2 separate regions of the Mus musculus genome follow, and region 1 is linked to region 2. A link is a loop called in an ENCODE intact Hi-C map of the cell type or tissue named here. Cell type or tissue: left cerebral cortex. All regions are shown on one strand.

Region 1 (2,500 bases), 130 kb after region 2:
ACAGACACAATACGTTGGTGTCAAAACACTGTGGTGGAAAGTGCCCATATTAAGAGTCTGTTAGATGGGTTTGGGGATGCAAAGGGAGATGAGTTTCACTTATAGCTTTGCTGAAAGGGAAGGAGGGCAGGAGAGAGAGGGAGAGGGAGGGAGGGAGGTGGGGAGGGAGGGAGGGAGGGCTGGCAGATCTGAGCTTAAGATCCGTTTCAAGTTGAAACCTGCCACAGAGACTGAAGCTGAATCCTTTAACCTTCAATCAACGCAGGGGTTTTGCTCAGACTTAAAAAGTTAAGAGCTTTAAGCTAAGAGAGATGGTAAACCATCTCATTGGGACCAAGGGACTCATCAGGACCCCACACGAAAAAGTTCCCAGGCAAACCTAGCATATATTGATCTCAACGTCTGAAATCCAAAGACTTTGGACAAAAGTTCCTATATAGGAAGCTTCCGAATCAGGAGAAAGAATCATGAGACATTGCCCTCCAGGAACCCACAAACCATTGTTTGCTGCTCCCACATTACGGTCCTGGAGAAGGAAAGGGTGAGTGTTCTCTGGCACACAGAAGGAAATCGGTAGGAATTGTGCACTGACACTCAGAACAAAATTGCAGCAACCCTCAAAAGCGACCAAACGAACCTGCCGTTAAATAAAGCTACTATATGACTTAACTTCATCTGCACGGGGAACTGAATGGCTCTTAGGTCACTCCGCACGAGTATGGCTTTGGGACACTTCTGTAAACCAGCTGGAGAAGATTCTGTGTTGTTAGCTTCCTTTACTCTTTTGATGTGTGCCCCTTTCACAAAGACGTCAGATGGCGTCAGTGATCCCCAGTGAGGCAGGGACGTCTGCTATCTTCATAAGGAGCTCCGTGTACCAGAAATGCTGCAAGTGAACCCAAATCGTGGACACAGAAAGGACAAATCCGCAAGAAGGGTCTTGGCCTGTCTATGACTAAGTCACTTCTCTGGCACCCCCTGGTGGCAGACACTCACATTACAGGTACAAAACCCAGAAAGGGACTCAAGCTGCCATCTAAACTCAGAAATGAAGGAAAGCTGTTCGAGTCAAAGGAGCAGCATATGGCAGAGTTTGTGCTCAGGAGCTGTATGAAAGAATGACCTAGGCCAGACTTCCAAGAAGACCTTGGGTTAGGAATCCCCAGGGATTCTGACTTTCAAGGCCATTTCTTTCTCATCTGGCAGGTGGCGTTCTCTGACCCTAACTGCAGATACAGCATGGACCAGAGCCTTCTAAAGTGCCTGGCACTCTGTAGACACTCAGAGCCTGGAAGAGCTGAGGGCTGGAAGAACTGTTGACAGGACAGCAGACAGACAGACAGACATGGATGAACCTATGACTGACAGCTGCAGGCTATAAATTCTGATTGAATCTGAACCTTAGACCATTAGTAATTCCCGAGAGCAGCTGATACTGTGTGGCTTTAGCAGTCAGAGGCTGATGGGAATCTGAATGTGTGGCTGCAGCCTGGCTCCTGTGACGAAGCTACAGAGCACAAGGTCAAATTTCCTGGGTAAGACTTTTTCTGAGGCTTTGAAAGGCGCTTAGGTCTGGTCTAACCTTTGACAAGACTGCAGAGACTGTGCAGCTCTGCCTGCCTTTGGGCAGGGAGGAAAAAAAAACAGTAAAAAAAAAATCACAGAAAATTGAAGTGCAGGGGAGATGTCGGCCGGTGCCCTTCTTGGCATCCTGGTTGCTTTTTCTACAGCCTCGGGCTGGACTGCATAATCTCTGGGGCCCCACAGTGTTCTGAACTTCTAGACTTCTAGCAGCTCTTGGCTGAGGACAATGGAAGCTAAAGCTCTGCTGAGGAACTTTGGAGCAACTGGAATTTGTGTTCACAGCTAATTACACCGTTAGATGACACAGCGACGCTGGAGATCCCCCGCTCTTTAGCATCATAACGCCTTATAAATCTGAACATGCCCCTGCCGTCATTGTGGCGAAGTTACTACATTCAGCCCAGAGCAGTGAAAACTTATGTGCACACGCACACTCATGGGCAAATCACAGAAACTGTCATTGCAGGGACACATCTCTACAGCACAATACTAGTTCAAAACAAGGAAAAGGGACATGTTGCTATTTGCAATACTTTGCATTGACCAAAAGGACCCTAAACTGTGTGGGAAAAGCTGACCTCACAAGCGACCTACTCTGTACTCCGCATCCTATAACACTCTCACAATGACAGATGTATAGAGGGGTTTCTGTTTGGTAGTTTCCTGGGCTAATGGGAGACAGAGCTCAGACAGAAAGGAATGAAGGGAATGGGGCATGAAGTAGCTTTTGATGGCTGGGGGCGGTTCTGCCCTCTTGTGTATGGTGGTGGCACCTTGACTCCATCCATCAAACACGTGCATGCGTCAGAGTACACACACACACTGAGATCTGACTGTGGTCTGAGTGTTTTGCAATTCCTGTCTTATCAAAATCAGTAACCTACTTCTTGTCTTCTGTATAGTTATGATGATGTAA
Region 2 (2,500 bases):
CATATGGCTGGACAGAAGAGATGGCTTAACAGTTAAGAGCACGTGCTGCTCTTCTAGAGGATGGCGTTCAGTTCCCAGCGCCCACATCAGATTGCTCACAATGGCTTCTAACTCCAATTCCGGGGGACCTCCTGGCCTCTGTAGGCATCCACACCTGTCAGGCTGTGGACTGTGTCTGCCTCAACACTGGGGTGCCTGAGCACCTCCGGCAAACCACTCAGGGGAGGCAGAACACAGTCCATGATGAGGTCCCAGACCAAGTTTTCCCAGGTGAGAAAACAGCAGCGTCTGGGCTGATGCTGTGGTTTCAGACCTCCTGTGTACCCATTCGGCTGGGACCATGGGAGGTGGGAACAGGGTCAGGAGGCCTGCGTTTTCCCTACACTCCAGGCAGGAGGGGACACGCTCCAGGCTGAGCACAGGACAGGGGTGGAGTCCAGTCTGGATCCGAGTGAGTGCAGAGGGGCTGGAAGAGAGAAGGTCTGCTCTGGGAGATTTGGGTGGGGCTCTTTATGACAAAGCTCCCCCCACACCCCACCAAACACACACTATCCTTGCTGAAGGAGTGGTCCTTGCTCGTCCAAACTGCTTTATTTGATGTCGGATGTAAATGCGTACATCTTACTCAGGGTGAAGCAGAGATTGAATATGAATGTCCAGGAAAGGAAGGTCATTGGCTAATCACTCAGGGCCTATCCAGACACCTCCTTAGCATGGAGAAGTCCAGGTTCTTTGCTGTATGACCAATTGTCATGGTCCTCTCAGTGGGGTGTCATGGTTAAGTGTTCCAGATCAGGTAGTTTGGCAGGGACCTGGGCTTACGCCTACCATTCTCAATTCTGAGATTTCCTGGAGTTTAGGCTGGCTCAATCTTACCAGTTCTTCTGTCTGGCGGCACGGTCCACTTACCCCAGAAACACCCATGAAGTGCATACACTCACACAGACACTTTTAAAAATATATCTTTAAAGTATATAGGAAGATGTGAGAGGTGCTATTTAAAGAACACACCATCAAGAACTCAAGGAGTGTGGGTTTTTTGTATCCTTACAAGCTGGACAAGTCTTCTGGACAAACTTCATGAGTGTTTGAAAGACTAAAGGGAGCCTGAAGTCTGACGACACCTATGGCCAAACAATTTTTTTTTTTTTCTGGGATGTTGGTGAGCACTTTTCCCAGGAATGCCTGTTCACTGGGCTCTTCACTCTGTGGCTGGTGGCAGCCAACTTTGGGGACACAAGCTGACCATGCAGGGGGACGGGAGATGCACCCCAGACCGTCTGACTGGTGCGCCCTTCAGTTCTCATGCTAGCACACCATGAGAAGGCAAGTTGAGGCAGGTCCAACCAAGTTCGTGGGATGATTAGATGGTGGTGGATACTGCAAAGAGTGAGGATGGTCTTGGATGGGAAGTAGGAAACGCCCTGTCCTGTTAAATTCTCACTTCCGTTTTGCTGCTAAGGGCTGATTTGTAGAAGGCCCACCCTCCCAGATGACTCTCACCTCAGGCAGGGAGGAGTCTGCAGATGAGCCAGAGGACACCTGTGGGGAAGATTTTTATTTCAGAGCTGAGCTAGTTCGTGGTTTCCTTTCAGGTCGCCACTGCCTTGGCACTGCAGATGCATCCTTGAGAACTTCGCTTGCTAACTTTCTCATCACAAGGGACAGAACACCTTCCACTGTCAGAATAAAAGAATGCTCATTGTGTGCCTGTGTACGTGTGTGTATGTGTGTGTGTGTGTGTCACAAATGTCAGCATCACCCTATCTTTGAACCACTCATATCTTGGGATGGTGATGTGGGGCACACCACCTGCTTGCTCTATAATCAGGCTCCCCCTTCAAACCATTTATTTGTGTTTCCCATCCCTGTCATCTGGGGCAGCATTTCCCTGTCCCTGTCCTGCCACTCCAGGCAGAGCTCTGTATTCATGGAACATGGTTTCCCTTCTCCTCTTCTGTGCAGTTGATGCTCTCTGAGCACAGGTTCCTCCTCAGGGTCACATATGCATTAGCTGACTCAATGGGTTTTTTCACTAACCCCCATTGGTTACATAAGAAAATGGACTCCTGCAAAAGCCTTGGCTTGTACTCCCCCACCATGTGGAAGATGGCAGAGCCAGGATTGGTGTTGGCTCCCAGACCAAGGAGCCTATTCTAGATCTAAGGACTCCATCCTGTCATCCACAGCTTCCTATGGCTTCCATGGTGCCTCAAAGCCCTGCAGAACAGTGACTGGAAGCACCGGGAAACAACACAGGGACTGGACGCCTCCAGCTCTCTGGCACCCTCGCGTCCCGTGTCTAAGTCTTTCTAGTCAAGAAACTTGAGGCAGTCCCAGGCCCCTCAGTAACTGGTACCTGAGTGGGCCTTGGGCTGACTGACTTTTAGCTGAAAACTTGGGAAAATGCATCCTTCCTCCGCCTCCCCCGCCATGCTCTCCCCCTCCCCAGAAGATAATATGGAGGAAATCAGAATGCAGGCTTTTAACTTGCTCAAAC

The links. Hi-C counts contacts between places; a loop is a spot of excess contacts. Peaks named below come from ENCODE experiments on the same cell type or tissue, not always from the same donor. Only the 100,000 strongest peaks of a DNase experiment are listed, where the experiment ranks them.
Region 1: a loop joins it to region 2, with 3 times the contacts of the local background. A loop is called at or near these places in 4 of 42 quality-filtered maps.

The regions. Positions count from the first base shown.
Region 1 is chr16:92,285,823-92,288,322 of GRCm38, forward strand. No RefSeq gene overlaps it. Among named protein-coding and RNA genes, the nearest start is that of Kcne2, 5.3 kb to the right of the region's middle. In left cerebral cortex, a CTCF peak has its summit at 982 (motif pointing left); a DNase peak (open chromatin) is centred at 973.
Region 2 is chr16:92,154,585-92,157,084 of GRCm38, forward strand. The region is part of intron 1 of Gm41496 (a long non-coding RNA gene); the gene reads left to right. Gm41495 (a long non-coding RNA gene) reads left to right here. Exons shown (of 2, transcript XR_876254.2): 1 at 1-270; 2 at 1,596-1,707. Among named protein-coding and RNA genes, the nearest start is that of Gm41495, 2.8 kb to the left of the region's middle. In left cerebral cortex, no CTCF peak of the experiment used is centred here; a DNase peak (open chromatin) is centred at 946.